Linked DNA regions of Homo sapiens: region 1 is linked to region 2. Evidence: read pairs that join two places in POLR2A ChIA-PET (ENCODE). Cell type or tissue: B cell. All regions are shown on one strand. Each heading gives the region's core, and the rest is flanking DNA. Links, peaks and the distances in the headings are about the cores only. Region 1 overlaps TANGO6 (transport and golgi organization 6 homolog). Region 2 overlaps ZFP90 (ZFP90 zinc finger protein).

Evidence for each region. ChIA-PET counts read pairs that join two places held together with the same protein. Peaks named below come from ENCODE experiments on the same cell type or tissue, not always from the same donor. Only the 100,000 strongest peaks of a DNase experiment are listed, where the experiment ranks them.
Region 1: POLR2A ChIA-PET joins it to region 2 with 6 read pairs; 3 of 35 experiments call an interaction of 5 or more read pairs at or near these places.

Annotation. Positions count from the first base shown.
Region 1 is chr16:68,871,862-68,877,240 of GRCh38, forward strand. TANGO6 (transport and golgi organization 6 homolog) reads left to right here. Exons shown (of 18, transcript NM_024562.2): 5 at 3,293-3,429. Among named protein-coding and RNA genes, the nearest start is that of TANGO6, 31 kb to the left of the region's middle. In B cell, for the core only: no CTCF peak of the experiment used is centred there; no DNase peak of the experiment used is centred there.
Region 2 is chr16:68,546,839-68,552,217 of GRCh38, forward strand. All of the region lies in intron 2 of ZFP90 (ZFP90 zinc finger protein), which reads left to right. Among named protein-coding and RNA genes, the nearest start is that of ZFP90, 10 kb to the left of the region's middle. In B cell, for the core only: no CTCF peak of the experiment used is centred there; no DNase peak of the experiment used is centred there; H3K27ac peaks cover 408 bases.

The DNA.
Region 1 (5,379 bases), core at 271-5,270, 330 kb after region 2:
CACCCACCTTGGCCTCCCAAAGTGCTGAGTTTACAGGCGTGAACCACTGTGCCTGGCCAAGGGCAAATTTTTAATAGTTGTCTTAATGGGCCAGGCGCAGTGGCTCAAGCCTGAAATTCCAGCACTTTAGGAGGCCAACGTGGGCGGATCACGAGGTCAGGAGTTTGAGACCAGCCTGGCCAACATGGTGAAAGCCTGCCTCTACTAAAAATACAAAAAATTAGTGGTGCGTGCCTGTAGTCCCAGCTACTCAGGAGGCTGAGGCAGAAGAATCGCTTGAACCTGGGAGGTGGAGGTTTCAGTGAGCCGAGATCTCGCCACTGCACTTCAGCCTGGGCGATAGGGTGAGACTCTTGTCTCAAAAAAAAAAAGAAGTTGTCTTAATGGTCTTGTCTTCTAATTCTGTTATCTCTGTTTTTTTGGGGTCTGTTCTACTGATTTTTTTTTCTTTTTTTTTTGAGGCAGAGTCTTGCTCTGTCACCCAGGCTGGAGTGCAATGGCACGATCTTTGCTCACTGCAACCTCTGCCTCCCAGGTTCAAGAGATTCTCCTGCCTCAGCCTCCCAAGTAGCTGGGACTACAGGTGTGCGTCCTCATGCCCAGCTAATTTTTGTATTTTTAGTAGAGACAGCGTTTCACCATGTTGGCCAGGCTGGTCTTGAACTCCTGACCTCAGGTGATCCGCCCGCCTTGGACTCCCAAAGTGCTGGGATTACAGACATGAGCCACCGCCCACAGCCGGTTCTGTTGATTTTTTTATTCTAATTATAAGCCATATTGTTTTCCTTCTTTGCATGCCTGGTAATTTTTTTTTTTTTTTTAGATGTTATTCACATACCATAGAACGGTGGCGCGATCTCAGCTCACTGCAACTTCCCAGGCTGGAATGCAGTGGCGCGATCTCGGCTCACTACAGCTTGCGCCTCCCATGTTCAAGAGATTCTCTTGCCTCAGCTTCCCGAGTAGCTGGGACTACAGGTTTGTGCCACCACACCCAGCTAATATATTTTTTTAAATTTTTAGTAGAGATGGGGTTTCACCATGTTGGCCCGGCTGGTCTCAAACTCCTGACCTCAGGTGATCCACCTGCCTCGGCCTCCCAAAGTGCTGGGATTACAGGAGTGAGCCACCGCACCCGGCCAGAAGTCACTTTTTTTTTTTAAAGAGTACAGTTTGGGGTGTTTAGTATATTCACAGAGCTGTGCAGTCATCACCAATATCTATTTCCAGAACATTTTCCTCAACCCTCCCCCCATGTCCCCCCAAAGAAGCCCTCATACTCACTAGCAATCACCACTCCTCATTCTCCCCTCCTCTCAGATTCTGGTAAGTACTACTTCACCTCCTGGTCTCTTTGGATTTACCTGTATTGGCATTTCATACAATACATGGTCTTTGTGTCTGGCTTCCTTTACTTGGCATAATGTTTTTGAGATTTATTCATGTTTTTTGTTTGTTTGTTTGTTTTTGAGACAGAGTTTTGCTCTTGTCACCCAGGCTGGAGTGCAATGGCATGATCTCAGCTTACTGCAACCTTCTTCTGCCAGGTTCAAGCGATTGTCCTGCCTCAACCTCCCAAGTAGCTGGGATTACAGGCGCCCACCACCACATCTGGCTAATTTTTGTATTTTTAGTAGAGACGGGGTTTCACCATGTAGGCCAGGCTGGTCTCAAACGCCTGACCTCAGGTGATCCACCTGCCTTGGCTTCCCAAAGTGCTGGGATTACAGGTGTCAGCCACCGTGCCCAGCCGAGGTTTAGTCATATTATAATATGAATGAATCAGTCCTCCATAAAAATTATTCCTTTTTATGACTGAATAATAATTCCTCATGTGGATATGCTTGGTAATTTTTGACTGGATGCTGAACATTTTTATTCTACATTGCTGAGTGCCAGATTTTTATATTCCTTAGTTGGACTTTGTTCTGGAATGCAGTTAAGTTACTTGGAATTAGTTTAGTCCCTTTGATCCTGGCTTTTCAGCTCTGTTAGTGTGGTTCTACAGCAACCTTTAAGGTAATTTAACCCCTTTTTGTATTATACTAAGTGTGTTGTACTAAGTGTAACAATACAGATTGTACTAAGATAATAGACTTCTGAGAATTCTAGTTGTTGCCCTGTGTATTAGGAGATCCTCCCAGGCTGGCTGGTGGGAACACAACTCTTCCCAGCCTTTATGAACCGTGGGGGTTGTTCCCCCCTACTCCTTTCTGGTGGTTATTGCCCCAGGCTTTGGTATTTTCCTCACACATACGTGTATCATACTCTACCAAAGACCTGAGAGAGGACCCTTTTGCAGATCTTTGGAACTCTCTCTACATGTAACTTCCTCCCTTCTGGTATTTTGCCCTGAAAATTCCAGCTGCTTTGGCCTCCCTGAACTCTGAACTATGTTTCTTCCACTGAACAAGATGCCAGGCTTCATTTGGGCTGCTATTGTTATCGCCTGAAAACTCTCTCCAGTCAGTGAACGAGGGCAGTCGTCAAGCTCAGTTTGTTTGCTTCCGTTCTCTCAGGGATCAGTGTCCTGGGCTGCCTGTTGTCCACTGTCTGGAAACCATTGTTTATATATTTTGTCCAATTTTATAATTGCTTAAGACGGTAAAGTAATTCTGGTCCCTGTCACTCTACGGCTGTGGCTTAAGACAGTTTAAATGAAATGATACATACAAGGAGACAGAATAATAATAGTAATAAACATGGTGAAGCTAGTATTCCAGTTATATGAATAATATCATTATAGTGACTAAGTGCTAGTTTTTCTCTGAATTTCCCAGAAACTAGCATCAAAAGGAACGTATAGGCCAGGCGCGGTGGCTCATGCCTGTAATCACAGCACTTTGGAGGCTGAGGCGGGCAGATCACCTGAGGTCAGAAGTTCGAGACCAGCCTGGCCAACATGGCAAAACCCTGTCTCTACTAAAAATAGAAAGGAATTACCTGGGCATGGTGGTGTATTCCTGTAATCCCAGCTACTCGGGAGGTTGAGGCAAGAGAATCGCTTGAACCTGGCAGGAAGAGGTTGCAGTGAGCTGAGATCATGCCACTACATTCCAGCCTGGGTGACAGAACAAGACTCCGTCTCAAAAAATAATAATAATAAATAAATAAGAAATAAAAAACATAAAAAGGAAAGTATAGAAGGGTAGATTATCTTATAGAAAAAAATAAACTATTTTCAATAGAAAAGATAAATGCATTTTACCTTAAATTTTAAGACAAATTTGTTACATGGGACCTTCTGTGGGGAATTGCTGTGAGCTGCTAACATCTCTCTCCATTGTGCCAGCGGGAGCAGCTGGTGGAAGTGATGCTGAGGTGACGGCTGCTGACTGGAAGAAGTGTGACCTGATCGCAAAGATTTTGGCCTCTTGTCCCCAGCAGTCTCTTTCACCAGAGAATTACTACAGGGACATCTGCCCCCAGGTAAATCTTTTTGTTTCTATTGATCATTTGAGGATTATCTGCTTATTTACAGAAAGAGGACTTTTAATGTTCCTCTAGTATTGAGATAAAAGCAGTATAATATTTAAGTTTATTGTTTAGTGAGGAGCCTTCTTAATAAATGAATAAAAACCGGTGGAAGAGACTGACCTAATTGTTCAGTTTAAGAATGACGAGGCCAGGCGCAGTGGCTCACGCTTGTAATCTCAGCACTTTGGGAGGCCGAGGCAGGCGGATCACCTGAGGTCGGGAGTTCGAGATTAGCCTGACCAACATGGAGAAACCCCGTCTCTACTAAAAAAAATACAAAATTAGCTGGGTGTGGTGGCGCATGCCTGTAATCCCAGCTACTTGGGAGGCTGAGGCAGGAGAACGGATTGAACCCGGGAGGCGGAGGTTGCCGTGAGCCGAGATTGAGCCATTACACTCCAGCCTGGGCAACAAGAGTGAAACTCCGTCTCAAAAAAAAAAAAAAAGAATGCCTCACCACTACTAAATGATTTGCCCAGCTTGCTCTCAGAGCTAGAATACGAAACTCAAGTTTCATCTTGTTCGTTATCTTTTCTCTCCATGTGTTTTTAGTTAGTTTTTAAAGGCAGATATTAAATAAACAAGGTAAATTAACATGGCAAACAATTTAAAAAGCATAAAAGAGTAAACCGAAAACTAAGTCTCCCTACCATTCCTGTTCTCCAGTCCCTCAGAGGTAGTCACTGCTATGAATTTCTTTCCAGAGATATTCTGTGTATTATGCATATACCATCATATGTGCATATGTTAATGTATGTATATATTAACATGTATGTGCATACACACATACATTAACATATACACATGATGGTACAATTAATGCTAATTTTTTTTTTTTTTGAGACAGAGTTTTGCTCTTGTTGCCCAGGCTGGAGTACAATGGTGCGATCTTGGCTCACCACAACCTCCACCTCCCGGGTTCAAGCGATTCTCCTGCCTCAGCCTCCCGAGTAGCTGGGATTACAGGCATGCGCCACCACACCCGGCTAATTTTGTATTTTTGGTAGAGATGGGGTTTCTCCACGTTGGTCAGGCTGGTCTCGAACTCCTGACCTCAGGTGATCCGCCTGCCTCGGCCTCCCGAAGTGCTGGGATTATAGGCGTGAGCCACCATGCCAGGCCAGTGCTAATTTTTATCTAAATGATAGCATGCAGCATGCCCTCTTTTCATTTTGCTTTTTTTCATTGATAGTGTACTTTGGCCAGGCACAGTGGCTCACTCCTGTAATCCCAGCAGTTTGGGAGGCTGAGGTGGGCAGATTACTTGAGGTCAGGAGTTCGAGACCAGCCTGGCCAACATGGAGAAACCCCAACTCTACTGAAAATACAAAAATTGGCCAAGCGTGGTGGTGCACACCTGTAGTCCTAGCTACTCAGGAAGCTGAGGATAGAGAATCTCTTGAACCTGGGAGGCAGACGTTGCAGTGAGCTGAGTTTGCACCAATGCACTCCAGCCCGGGTGACAGAGCGAGACTCCATCTGAAAAGAAAAACAACAAAAAACACAGTGTACCTTGGAGATCATTTCATTCATTTTCATGGGTACATGGTATTTCATCATATTAATGTACTGTAATTTATTTAACCAGCCTGTTATTGATGCACATTTGAGTTGTTTCCATTCTTTTTCTATTACAAATTATGCTACAGTTAATATCCATAAGTCTTTGTACATAACTACCAGTATTACCATAGGAAAAATTCCTAGAATTGAAATTATTGGTTCAAAGGTTTTATGCATTTAAATTTTTGATCGATATGCTTTATGTACCTATTTTCCCACATTTTTACCCACACAATGTGTTACAAACTTTTTTGATCTTTGCAAATCTGATACATGAAAAATGTGGGGCTGGGCACGGTGGCTCACGCCTGTAATCCCAGCACTTTGGGAGGCTGAGGC
Region 2 (5,379 bases), core at 72-5,071:
CTGGCTTATTTCACTTATTATAATGTCTTCAAGATTCATCTAAGTCGTAGCATATATCAGAACTTTCTTTTAAAGGCTGAATACAGTGCTTTAAAATAAAAGCCTTTCTAAGGCTAAATACAATTCCATTTTGCTTATCCATTCATCCATTGATAGACACTTGCTTTGTTTACATGTTTAGCTATTGTGAATAATGCTGCTATGGCACTGAACATGAACATGAGGCATTGAACTATTGAACGTGGGGGTACAGATATCTCTTTGAGACCTGACTTTAAATTCTTTTGGTTATATACCCAGAGAGAAATTGCGGGGTCATACGGTAATTTTTTTCCGGAACCACCATACTGTTTCCATAGCAGCTGTATCTTTTTACATTCTTAACAGTGCACAAAGGGTTCTAATTTATCCACATCCCCCCAACCCTTGTTATTTTCTGTTTTATCTTGATAGTAGCCATCCTAACCAGTGTGAGGTGATATCTCATTGTAGTTTTGATTTGCATTTCTCTAATAATTAGTGTTCTTGAACATCTTTGTGTATCTTCTTTGGAGAAATGTTTATTCAAGTTCCTGGCACATTTTTGAATTGTTTTTTGTTGGATTTTTAGGAGTTCTCTATATATTCTGGGTATTACTTGCTTAATAATCTAGACTTTTTAATAGAAAAAAGTCATTTATGATCCCTCTTCCTTAGGACCTCTGTATTTGTTTTGGTGAATTTTCTTTTCTCCTTATGCATATTTTTCCCCTTAAACATTTTTAATTACAATGTATTTTAAATTTCATATAAATTTTATGAGGATTATTTTTGTTGTTGTTTAAAATCAGTTTTAATGACTATATTATATTGCTTTGTATGAATGTACCAAAATTTATTTAGCCATTTCTCAGAGAACATTTAGGTTGTTTCTGAAATTTTTACTATTATACATAATGCTGGGATAAAATTCCACTTGGTTGTAATACATAAGTTTTTCAAAATACAGTTGATCTCTCTTTTTTTTTTTTTTTTGAGACAGAGTTTTGCTCTTGTTGCCCAGGCTAGAGGGCAATCTCAGCTCACTGCAACCTCTGCCTCCTGGGTTCAAGCGATTCTCCTGCCTCAGTCTTCCAAGTAGCTGGGATTACAGGCGTGTACCACCATGTCTGGCTAGTTTTGATTTTTTAGTAGAGATGGAGTTTCACCATGTCGGTCAGGCTGGTCTCGAACTTCTGACCTCAAGTGATCCACCTGCCTCAGCCTCCCAAAGTGCTGGGATTACAGGTGTGAGCCACCGTGTCCGGCCCAGTTGATCATTTTTTAATATCTGTATTACTAAGGGAAATAGCCACCAGAGAGAAAGCACTCTCTTGGATGGGTTTTGGTGTCATGCTTATCCTTAATTTGTAGAAACATTCAGATTGCTTTTCACCTTTTTCTGTCTTTTGAAAGAATTTACCTATAAAACATTTAGACTCAGGATTTTTATAGACAAGATGTTTTGGCAACAATTTTCTCTATTTCCTCCTCAATTATAAAGGTTTCTGCTTTTTTGTGTAAACATTGGTAGTTTAGAATTTAAAAGTTTTTTGTTAAGATTTTTTGCATTTCTTAACACACTAGTGTGTATATTTCACTGTTCTGTTTATCCTCCTTTTTTTTTTTTTTTTTTTTTTTTTTTTTTATTGAGACGGAGTTTCGCTCTTATTGCCCAGGCTGGAGTGCAATGGCGCAATCTCGGCTCACCGCTACCTCCGCTTCCCAGGTTCAAGCAATTCTCCTGCCTCAGCCTCCTGAGTAGCTGGGATTACAGGCATGCACCTCCACACCCGGCTAATTTTGTATTTTTAGTAGAGATGGGGTTTCTCCATGTTGGTCAGGCTGGTCTCGAACTCCCGACCTCAGGTGATTCGCCCGCCTCGGCCTCCCAAAGTGCTGGGATTACAGGCATGAGCCACTGTGCCCAGCCTTATCCTCCTATCTTTAAGTTCATCTTTTAAAAATTTCTTCTTACTCGATTTATCAGAGGTTTTTCTATTTGGCTGGTGCTTAAGAGGAACCAGCCTTAGATTTGGCTGTTAATGCCATCGTTTTTCTGTTTGCCTCTGTTTTTTATAATCCAAGAATTTAATTCACTAACCCATGTGTTTTTTTTTAATCCTCGAAACAACTCCTCATTTTCCTGCATTGAGAATTACCCAGATTCTGTATCCATTCACTCAGCAGACGTGTTTGGAATGCTTGCTCTATGCCAGGCAGTGGTTCTTAACCAGGGTCATGCTTCAGAACCAGTCAGGAAGTGGTGCCTGCTTCCTCTGGGGTGGTGACAAGGCTTCAGTGAGGAAATGTGGTGAGAGTGCACGTAAATGACTGAGTTTAGTGTTTGCCTAGCAGCGAGTGTTCAAGAAATCTGAGCTGTTGCTCTTTGATAATGAACCACCTGAGGAGCTTTTAAAAGATGCTGGGCAAGACCCTCCATGCATGGACAATTTAGAAAAGCTGCCCAGGTGATTCTGGACACTCTCCACTTGCAGTGTCAGAGATACTGAAATGAAAAGGAGTTTAAGAAATTTTTGGCTGGGCGCGGTGGCTCATGCCTGTAATCCCAGCACTATGGGAGGCTGAGGCAGGTGGATCACGAGGTCAGGAGATCAAGACCATCCTGGCTAACATGGTGAAACCCCGTCTCTACTAAAAATACAAAAAAAATTAGCTGGGCGTGGTGGCGGGTGCCTGTACTCCTAGCTACTCGGGAGGCTGAGGCAGGAGAATGGCGTGAACCTGGGAAGCGGAGCTTGCAGTGAGCCGAGATCGTGCCACTGCACTCCAGCCTGGGCGACTGAGCAAGACTCCATCTCAAAAAAAAAAAAAAAAAAAAGTCTTGAGGGAGAAAAATGTAACTAGATGGCTACGGTTCTGAAATGGAGATGGGGACCAAATGCTGAAGGGGGATGGGGAGCACGGAGGATGTGGGGAAGCTTCAGGAGGGAATGGAACAGTGAACTGGTTCTACAAGGATGACTAGGAATTTTTCCTGTGGAACTGAGGGAAGAAAGTACATTATGGTCAGAATAGGATGTATAAAGGCAAAGAAACACAAAAGAAAATGTTGTTACTGGGCCAAAGAGTCCATGTGGCAGAAGCTTTGGGTATATGACAGGAGGCAGCATTTGAGAGAAAGATGGCCTGAGGTGGAGACCTAGAACAATGTAGAACGGTGGTGTGCCAAAGAAATACACATTCCATGTGTAATTTTAAGTTTTCTAGTGGCTACAATATAAAAAGAAACAGGTGAAATTAATTTTAGTAATAAATATTATTTAAAACAATATATCCAGAATATTATCATCTCTACATGTGATAAATGTTTTAAAATTACTAATGAGGCATTTTACATTCTTTCCTTGATAGTAAATCTTTGAAATTCGGTGTGTATTTTATTTTATTTTATTTATTTGAAACAGAGTCTCACTCTGTCGCCCAGGCTGGAGTGTAGTGGCGCAATCTTGGCTCACTGTAACCTCCGCCTCCTGGGTTCAAGCCATTCTCCTGCCTCAGCCTCCTGGGATTACAGGCATGTGCCACCACACCTAGGTAATTTTTGTATTTTTGTAGAGACTAGGTTTCTCCATGTTGGCCAGGCTGGTCTCAAACTCCTGACCTCAGGTGATCCACTCACCTCAGCCTCCCAAAGTGCTGGGATTATAGGTGTGAGCCACTGCGCCTGGCCCAGTGTGTATTTTGCTTAATCACACATGCCCATTTGGACTAGCTACATTGCAAGTGTGACTTTTAAGTTTGTCTGCTCTTTTTCTTTTCCTCCTAGCATTTAAAACCAGTTTGTAATTGGGTGAACATCTAAATCCTTAATTTAAAAACATAATGAATAGCCACATGTGGCCAGTGGCTGCCATATTAGACTGTGTGGCTGTAGATTGCCATTCCCTGGATTAATGCTGTCATTAGCAAGGGAGGATTTCAGCTGGATTTGAAGGATGAAGGCAAGGGACTGAATTCAGGAGACATTTCTGAGGCTTTTGGTGACTGCAAGGCATAAAGGAAAAATGAAGAGTCAAGGAGGAGGTCCAGGTTTCCAGTCTTCAATACTGCAGATGGTGATGCAGTAGGAATCTGTGTGTGTGCAAAGGTTGACAGTGATGTTCTTCTCTCTGTACACCATTGTTAGTTACACGGTCAACTATCGGCTTGTTAAACTATGATCAATCTGGTATCAGAGGCCACTTAGTGCTTAAGTGGAGATACCACACTGTATTGCCGTAAATGTGATGTTTTCTGATTGGGCAAACTGTATTTGTACATGTCCTTTCTGGAAGTGCCCTTTCACCCCATCTGCTCATAAAACTCTTTATTTCTGTAGTTCAGGGAACTCATGTTATTGATGAGGTAATTGGATCTCCAGGAGGTGTGAGATCTACTCAAGGATATTATGCATTTATTCATTATGGAGCTTTTTAGGAGCCCATGAAATTGAGTCTTCTCAACTTAGTATATGCTGTTCCTAGTTCCTTGCTTTGGGCTCAACCATTTGGCCAAGATCCTTGTATGTCAGCATAAGGAAAGGGAACATGTGATCCTTTTTTTTTTTTTTTTTTTTTTTGGAGACGGAATCTTGCTCTGTTGCCCAGGCTGGAGTGCAGTAGCACAGTCTTGGCTTACTGCAAACTTCGTCTCCTGGGTTCAAGCAATTCTCCCTGCCTCAGCCTCCCAAGTAGCTGGGATTACAGGTGCCCGCCACCACGTCCAGCTAATTGTATTTTTAGTAGAGACAGGGTTTTGCCAGGTTGGTCTCAAACTCCTGATCTCAGGTGATCCACCCGCCTTGGCCTCCCAAAGTGGTAGCATTACAGGCATGAGCCACTGCACCTGTCTGGAACATGTGATACTTCTTAATAACTTTGTTCGTTGCTTTTTGGTTTTTGTTTTTGTTTTTTTATTTAGGCAGAGTCTGGCTCTGTCACCCAGGCTGGAGTGCAGTGGCGTGATCTCGGCTCACTGCAAGCTCCGCCTCCCAGGTTCACACCATTCTCCTGCCTCAGCCTCCTCAGTATCTGGGACTACAGGCGCTCGCCACCGTGCCCGGTTAATTTTTTTTAAATTTTTATTAGAGAGGGAGTTTCACCGTGTTAGCCAGGATGGTCTCGATCTCCTGATCTCGTGATCCACCCGCCTTGGCCTCCCAAAGTGCTGGGATTACAGGCATGAGCCACTGCGTCTGGCTGCTTTGTTAGTTTTTAAAAGGGGTTGATGATGAAGTCCTGTTACATCTGGAAGAAGGATGAGCAGCTATCTGCAAGGTGTTACTGGATCATTTATTAGGGTTCAAGGTGTGACCTGTAGCATGAGATGCCCTGAAGTTGATCTGACTCAGAGTGACTA